Linked DNA regions of Homo sapiens: region 1 is linked to region 2. Evidence: read pairs that join two places in POLR2A ChIA-PET (ENCODE). Cell type or tissue: CD4-positive, alpha-beta T cell. All regions are shown on one strand. Each heading gives the region's core, and the rest is flanking DNA. Links, peaks and the distances in the headings are about the cores only. Region 1 overlaps XPO1 (exportin 1). Region 2 overlaps USP34 (ubiquitin specific peptidase 34).

The links. Peaks named below come from ENCODE experiments on the same cell type or tissue, not always from the same donor. Only the 100,000 strongest peaks of a DNase experiment are listed, where the experiment ranks them.
Region 1: POLR2A ChIA-PET joins it to region 2 with 5 read pairs; 10 of 35 experiments call an interaction of 5 or more read pairs at or near these places.

Annotation. Positions count from the first base shown.
Region 1 is chr2:61,502,514-61,506,905 of GRCh38, forward strand. All of the region lies in intron 4 of XPO1 (exportin 1), which reads right to left. Among named protein-coding and RNA genes, the nearest start is that of USP34-DT, 34 kb to the left of the region's middle. In CD4-positive, alpha-beta T cell, for the core only: no CTCF peak of the experiment used is centred there; no DNase peak of the experiment used is centred there.
Region 2 is chr2:61,441,391-61,445,782 of GRCh38, forward strand. The region is part of intron 1 of USP34 (ubiquitin specific peptidase 34); the gene reads right to left. Among named protein-coding and RNA genes, the nearest start is that of SNORA70B, 26 kb to the left of the region's middle. In CD4-positive, alpha-beta T cell, for the core only: no CTCF peak of the experiment used is centred there; a DNase peak (open chromatin) is centred at 2,381.

The DNA of each region.
Region 1 (4,392 bases), core at 89-4,088, 61 kb after region 2:
AGGCTGAGGTGGGTGGATCACCTGAGGCCAGGAATTCGAGACCAGCATGACCAACATGGTGAAACCCTGTCTCTACTAAAAATACAAAAATTAACTGGGCGTGGTGGCGGGTGCCTGTAATCCCAGCTACTCGGGAGGCTGAGGCAGGGGAATCACTTGAATCCGGGAGGTGGAGGTTGCAGTGAGCAGACATCACGTCATTGCACTCCAGCCTGGGCAACAGAGCAAGACTTAAAAAAAAAAAATCAATGAATTTAATGTGCTATTCATATTTTTAAAGATGGGATCTGGCATTGTTGCCCAGGTTGGTCTTAAACTCATAGACTCAAGTGATCCTCCTGCCTGGGCCTCCCAAAGTGCTGGAATTACAGGAACAAGCCAACAAGCCCAGCCTATAACAAACTGCTATTCCAGTTTCTTTCATCCTGATTTGGTTCCATGTGTTTCTTTTCTTTTTTTTTTTTTTTTTTGAGACGGAGTCCTGTTATGTCACACACACTGGAGTGCAGTGGCACAATCTTGGCTCCCTGCAACCTCTGCCTCCCAGGTTCAAGTGATTCTCCTGCCTCAGGCTCCCGAGTACAGGCATCAACCACCATGCCTGGCTAATTTTTGTATTTTCAATAAGAGACAAGGTTTCACCATGTTGGCCAGGCTGATCTTGAACTCCTGACCTCAAGTGATCCGCCCTCCTCGGCCTCCCAAAGTGCTGGGATTATAGGTGTGAGCTACTGCACCCGGCCTTTTCTTTCTTTTTTTTGGAGACAGTCTTGCTCTGTTGCCCAGGCTGGAGTGCAGAGGTGCAATCTTGGTTCACTGCAACCTCCGCCTCCACCTCCTGGGTTCAAGCAATTGTCCTGCCTCAGCATCCTGAGCAGCTGGGATTACAGGCACGCACCACCACATCCAGCTACTATTTTTTTTTTTTTGAGACAGAATCTCGCTCTGTCGCCCAGGCTGGAGTGCAGTGGCGCGATCTCGCCTCACTGCAAGCTCCACCTCCTGGGTTCACGCCATTCTCATGCCTCAGCCTCCCAAGTAGCTGGGACTACAGGCGCCCGCCACCATGCTCGGCTATTTTTTTGTATTTTTAGTAGAGATGGGGTTTCACCGTGTTAGCCAGGATGGTCTCGATCTCCTGACCTCGTGATCTGCCTGCCTCGGCCTCCCAAAGTGCTGGGATTACAGGCGTGAGCCACTGCGCCCAGCACACCCAGCTACTTTTTGTATTTTTATAGAGACATGTTTTCACCATGTTGGCTAGGCTGGTCTGAAACTCCTGACCTCAAGTAATCCACCTGCCTTGGCCTCCCAGACTGCTGGGATTATAGGCATGAGCCACCAGGCCTGGCCCAAACTTCTAACCCATAAAAATTTATTGATGGCTTGGGCACAGTGGCTTACTCCTGTAATCCCAGCACTTTGGAAGGATGAAGCCGGTGGATCGCTTGAGGCCTAGAGGCGGAGGCTGCAGTGAACGGAGATCATGCCACTGCACTCCAGCCTGGGCAACAGAGCGAACTCTTGTCTCAAAAATGAATTAATATACGTGTTATTATTTTCCACTATACATTAATTGCAACATTAAGCTCATATTAGAAATACAACATTAACTTCACACACACAATGTTAAAAAAAAGAGGGAAGTTTAGGAAAAAGTTTTCATTTCAAATGCTCTTTACTTATGGATCTCTTCATAGTAAAACCTACTCTTTAAACAGTTAAGACATGATACTCATATCCTTGATTTTAATTTGCATCATGTAGAATTTGCTGAGCATCTACTATAGGTTCCATTCTCCAAAATCACAGGGTTCAAGAGTGTTGCAGAATGTTAAATTCTGAGAACATTTTTAAAGGAAAAGTAGTGTGGTACACCTATATTGAAACACTAAAAGGATATGAAGTAGCAACCCTAATTGAACAAATTACTATTTCCTACTACGTAAAATTAACAATTACAAATACTCTCACATCTGTTCACTTTACGCTTTGTCACCAAATCAGTTAAATTATGAAGATTTTTCATTTTCATAGCGTTCAGATTTTTGGAAAAGCAGTTAAAGGTTGTAGAGCTGTATGTTCCAAGCCTCATCTGGCATATATAGAACTGAGTGAAATTTTCGTTGAAAAGAAAAATAAAAAATTTAGTCATTAGCATTAGCAGGAAACTGACAACCTGAAGGCAGCAAAATGCTTGTGAGATTGTATAACTATGAGCTAATGTATTAAATTCACTTTCAAACTATGGTTCTTCAATGGCACTTAATTATATAATTTTTATTAACTATGACAACACTAGCCATTTCCCACAATATCCCAAATAAAAAATTTCTGTAACAGTAATTATGGACTTTCCTAATTACGAAAAAAATATTACTAATGCAGTAAAGCAACGTAATACATGTAAGAGAAATCTAATGGTGTTAAGTGTCAATATGCATAGTAACATTTATGCTACAAATACATAAAATGAATAGGGAAATGGAAAATATATTTTTTACATTTTGTTTTAGAGGCAGGGTCTTGGTCTGTTGCCCACACTAGAATGCAGTGGTGCCATCACAGCTCACTGCAGCCTTGAACTTCTGGACTCAAGCGATCCTCCTGCCTCAGCTAGCTGACTAGCTGGGACCACAGGTGCTTAGCACCGTGCCTGGCTGATTTTTCCTGGTCTCATTGTTGCTGGGGCTGGCCTTGAACTCCAAACCTCAAGCAATCCTCCTGCCTTGGCCACATTTTATGTTGGGATTACAGGCCTGACCCACCATACCCAGCCTAATACTATTTTTAAAAACAAAAAGTAGGAAATCAATTTTCCTTTTAAATGAACACTAAATTATAAGAATTAACTTGGGTAATCTATGCAACATTCTCACTTTTTTTTTTTTTTTTTGAGATGGAGTCTTCCTCTGTCTTCCAGGCTGGAGTGCAGTGGTGTGATCTAGGCTCACTGACACGGCCGCCTCCTGGGTTCAAGTGATTCTCCTGCCTCAGCCTCCTGAGTACCCTGGACTACAAGTAGATGCCACTATGTCTGGCTACTTTTTTTGTATTTTTTTTTTGAGACAGAGCCTCACTGTACCCCAGATTGGTGTGCAGTGGCGTGATCTCAGCTCACTGCAACCTCTGCCTTCCAGGTTTAAGCGATTATCCTGCCTCAGCATCCCAAAGTGCTGAGATTACAGACGTGAGCCACCGCACCTGGCTTTTTTTTGTATTTTCACTAGAGATGGGGTTTCACCATTTTGGCCAGGCCATCTCGAACTCCTGACTTCAGGTGATCCGCCCACCTCGGCCTCCCGAAGTGCTGGGATTACATGAGCCACCGCGCCTGGCTGATTCTGACTCTTATACTGTATATATTTTACTTCAAACTACTTTCCATATGTCCTTAATGCTCACTACATCTAATCAAAAATTCCGATAGTACTAACCCTTTTGTTCCTTACAGATTATTATCAATAAAACCCCCATGGCCAGGTACAGTGGCCCTAGAAACTGTGATTGCCTAGTACAAGGATTATTTGATCAAGTACCATTGTTCATTCCCCAAATCCCTTCCTCAAGGCTTGCCAAATAAATAAATAAATAAATAAATGCAGGTCAATTAAGAATAGCATTCCAGCCGGACGGATGGCTCACGCCTGTAATCCCAACACTCTGGAAGGCCGAGGCAGGCAGATCACTTGAGGTCAGGAGTTCCAGACCAGCCTGGCCAACATGGTGAAACCCTGTCTCTAATAAAAATACAACAAAATTAGCCAGGCATGGTGGCACGCGCCTATAATCCCAGCTACTCAGGAGGCTGAGGCATGAGAATCATTTGAACCCAGGAAATGGACAATGCAGTGAGCTGAGATCGCGCCACTGCACTCAAGCCTGGGTGACAGAGCAAGACTCCGTCTCAAAAACAACAACAAAAAATTCCAACTGTAGGCCAGGAGCAGTGGCTCATGCCTGTAATCCCAGCTACCTGGGAAGCTGAGGCAGGAGAAACGCTTGAACCCAGGAGCCAGAGGTTGCTCTGAGCCAAGATCGTGCCACTGCACTCCAGTCTGGGCGACAGAGCAAGATTCCGTCTCAAAAAAAAAAAAAAAAATCCAATGTTAAACTGCACTTAAAAATAAATTAGTACACTCAAGCCTGGGCGACAGAGTGAGACTCCACCTCAAATAAATAAATAAATAAATAAATAAATAATTAGCAATGATATAATACATATCTAGGTAGAAAATCGAAATGTTTCTAAGTAGCAGAAACAGCTCAGCTTGAAATTTGACAGAAAAGGACCCATTACTGGTCTCTGACTTTTTGTTCTAAATAAATTAGTGGGTCTCAGTTGCAAAACAGACATTTACATAACACATTTCAATTCCTTTAAACTGGCTT
Region 2 (4,392 bases), core at 94-4,093:
AGTAAATTTTGGAGCTTTATGGAGTCCCTGCCCTTCCTGAAAAGGTGGCTGCAGAGAGACTAGAGCTGGTTGGGGGAAGAGATGTCAGGAGGCCTCCTCTGGAGCCCAGGGCCACACAGCTCCCAAAGCCCCAGTCTCCCTCTCTGGGGCTAGAGGTGCCCCTGTGTCCCTGTAACTTCTGCTCGGCCACTCGGCTGCCCAGCCTAGGGCTGCTCCTGCCACCACTCAACAGGCACAGAAATGCGTAAGTGCCAAAAAAAAAAATTAACCAGGCATCTTGATGCATGCCTGTAGTCCCAGATACTTGAGAGGGTGAGGTGGGAGAATCAACTGTGCTCAGGTCAAGGCTGCAGTGAGCTGTGATGGTACCACTGAACTACAGCCTGGGCAACAGAGAGAGAGACTGCATTACAAAAAAAAAAAAAGAAAAAAGAAAAGAAAAGAAAAAAAAAAAAGGAAGAAAAAAGAAAAGACCTAAAAATATATATTGAAAGCTGTAGTAACCAAAACAGCATGGTACTGACATAAGAACAGATACATAAACCAACGGAACAGAACAGAGTGCCCAGAAGTTAATACACGTATCTACAGTCAACTGATTTTTGACAAAGGTGCCAAGAATGTTCACTGGGGAAAGGACAGTCTCTCCAATGAATGGTGCTAGGAAAACTGGACATCCATAGGCACAACAATGAAACTATACCCTCACTCCTCTACATAAACAATCAACTCAAAATGGCTCAAAGAACTAACAAAACTATAAGACTACTAGAACAAAACAGGGGAAATGCTTCAGGACATCGGTCTGGGAAAAGATTTTATGAATAAAGACTTCAAAAGCACAGGCAACAAACAACAAATGGAATTATGTCAAACTACAAAACTTCTGTATAGCAAAGGCAAAAATCAACAGAGTAAAAAAAGACAACCTACAGAATGAGACAAACTATACGCAAATTACTCATCTGAGGGGATTAACATCAAGAATTTACAAGGAACTCAAACATCTTAACAGCAAAAAAAAAAAAAAAGAAAAAATCCAATTAAAAATGCACACACAATGTGAATAGACATTTCTCAAAGATTATATACAAATGGCCAACAAATATGTGAAAAAAATGTTCAACATCACTAACCATCAGGAAAATGCAAATCAAAACCACAATGAAGTATCTTACCCCAGTTAGGATAGCTATTATCAAAAACACAAAAAATAACAAATGCTGGCAAGGATGCACAGAAAAGGGAACTCTTATACAGTGTTAGTGGGAACGTAAACTAGCACAGCCACTATAGAGAACAGTATCAAAGCTCCTCAAAAAACTACAAACACGACTACCATATAATCCAGCAATCCCACTGCTAGGCATTTATCCAAAGGAAAGGAAAACACTGTATCAGAGACGTCTGCATTCCCACGATTACAGCACTATTCACAGTAGCCAAGATACAAAATCAACCTACGTGTTCAACGATAGATGAATGGATAAACAAAATGTGATGTGTGTACACACACACACACACACACACACACACACACACACAGAGGAATATTATACATCCATTAAAAATAATGAAATCCTGTCATTTGCAGCAACATACATGGAACTGGAGGACATTATCTTATGTGAAATAAGCCAGGAGCAGAAAGTTAAACACCATAAGTTCTTACTCATGTGGAAGCTAAAAAAAGGTTCATCTCATGTAAGTAAAAAGTAGAACAGAGGATACAAGAAGGTGGAAAGGACAGGGGAAAGGGAAGAATAGGGAGAGATTTGTGAAAGGATAAAAATTACAGCTAGATAGGAGGAATAAGTTCCAGTGTTCTACATAACTGTGAAATGACTACAGTTAACAATAATACATTATATAGATTCAAATAGCTACAAAGAGGCCACAGAAGGTTCCCAATGCAAAAAAGGGATAAATGTTTGAGATGAATACACTAATTACCCTGATCTGATCACTATATATGTATCAACACATCACTATATGATGAAATTTTGCATAAAAAAATCACTACATATCCCATAAACACGTACAATTATTACGTCAATTAAAATAAATTTTTTAAAAAGCTATCTTCCTGCCAGCAGATGTGTTAAAAAAAAAAAAACTATCAAGACATGAAAATACATAAAGAACATTTAAATTCCTATTACTAAATGAAAGAAACCAATCTTAACTGGCAACATACTGTATGATTTCAACTATGTGATGTAGTAGGAAAGGCAGAACTATGGAGACAGTAAAAAGATCAGCAGTTGCCAGTGATTAGTGGGGAGGAAGGAATGAATGGGTAGGGCACACAGGATTTTAGGGTAGTGAAACTACTTTGTACGACACTGTACTGGTGGATATGTTATTACACATTTGTCAAACCCCAACAGTGAACCCTAATGTGGACTATGGACTTTGAGTCATAATGATATGTTAACGTAGATTCACCAAGTGTAACAAATGTACCACTCACTCTGGTGTCAGATGTTGATAATGGAGGAGGCTTCGTGTGTGGGGAGTCAGGTGGCATACCGGAAATATCTGCACCTTATGCTCAATTTTGGTGTGAACTAAAAACTGCTGTAAAAAAATAATGCTGACCAGGCAAGGTGGCTCATGCCTGTAACCCTAGCACTCTGGGAGGCGAAAGCAGGACTGCTTCAGCATGGGCAACATACGGAGACTTCATTGCTAAAAATATAAATAAATAAAATTGTAGGTATGGTGGGGCATGCATGCCTGTAGTCCCAGCTACTCAGGAGGCTGAGGTGGGAGGATCACTTGGGCCCAGAAGGTCAAGGTGACAAGATTCTGCCACTGCACTCCAGCCTGGGTGACAGAGCAAAACCCTGTCCCAAAAATAAAATCTATTAAAAAGAAAAAACTCAAAAGCCTAAGAATTAAAATATACAATAACAGAAATTAAAATTGATAGATGGCTTTAATACAGATTAAACAAGACTGAGAAATCGAAAAAGGAAGATGGGTCAAAGAAAATATCCAGACTGCAGTATGAAGACACAAAAGCCAAAAGGATAAAAATATAGAAGAAAGCAAAAGAGAGAAGGAAGATCAAAAGGTGATGAAAGACAGACTGAGGCAGTGACTACATTTGAAAAAATAATGGCTAAGTACTTCTAAAATAAATTTTTAAAAAACTCACATTCAAGAAGCACTATGAATCCCAATAAATACAAAATCAGATGCGGACTTGTCATAGTTAACTACTGAAGACAAAAACAAAGAAAATCTTAAAACTGAGCAAATGATGCACATTAAAGGGCTAGGGTGGGAGGGCCAGCTTTTTCACGGGCTACCTGAATGACATGCCTAGTCAAACAAATCCCCTGAGCCCTATGCAAATCAGACATTGCCTCCTCCAGCCTCTGCATATATACCTGGCAGGTGTCCACCGCACGTGGAGACCTCCTTTTTTGGCTTTGGAGCACCCCCTCCGTCTCTGTACAGGGGAGCCTCTTCCTTCTGCCTTATCGTTTCTTTCTTGCCTATTAAACTCTGTTCCTTAACACCAAAAAAAAAAAAAAACTGAGCAAGTGAGGAAAAAACTTATCTTCAAAGAAGTAACAGTAAAACCGATAGGTGATTTCTCTGTATAAACAATGGAAGCCAGGGGACAATGGAATGATTGGTTTGAAGAAGCAATAGTAACTGCCAACTTGTAATTCATTATCCTACTTCAGTGTTAGCCTAAAAATGAACTTTAGAAAACAAGCAAACACTGAAAAAAAAATTTGTCAACAGCAGAACCACACTAAACACACACACACAAAAAAATGCTAAGAGAAAAAACTGTCAACAGCAGAACCACACTAAAAAAAAAAAAAAAAAAAAAAAAAAATGCTGGCCGGGCCCGGTGGCTCACACCTGTAATCCCAGCACTTTGGGAGGCCGAGGCGGGCGGATCACAAGGTCAGGAGATCAAGACCATCCTGGCTAACACAGTGAAACCCCATCTCTACGAAAAATACAAAAAGTTAGCGGGGCGTGGTGGCAAGCACCTGTAGTCCCAGCTACTCAGGAGGCTGAGGCAGGAGAATGGCATGAACCCGGGAGGCAGAGTTTGCAGTGAGCCGAGATTGCGCCACTGCACTCCAGCCTGGGCAACAGATCGAGACTCCGTCTCAAAAAAAAAAAAAAAAAATTGCTAAGAGAAAAATGATCCCGGATGAAAGCCAAGAGACACAAAAAAGAAGAGCAACAGAAAGAGTAAATGTGGGTAAATCTAAATTAACATAAACTGTATAAAATAATAATAATGTCTTACAGGCCAGGCACAGTGGCTCTGCCTGTAATCCCAGCACTTTGGGAGGCCAAGGCAAGCGGATCACGAGGTCAGGAGTTCAAGACCAGCCTGACACCCAGTCTCTATTT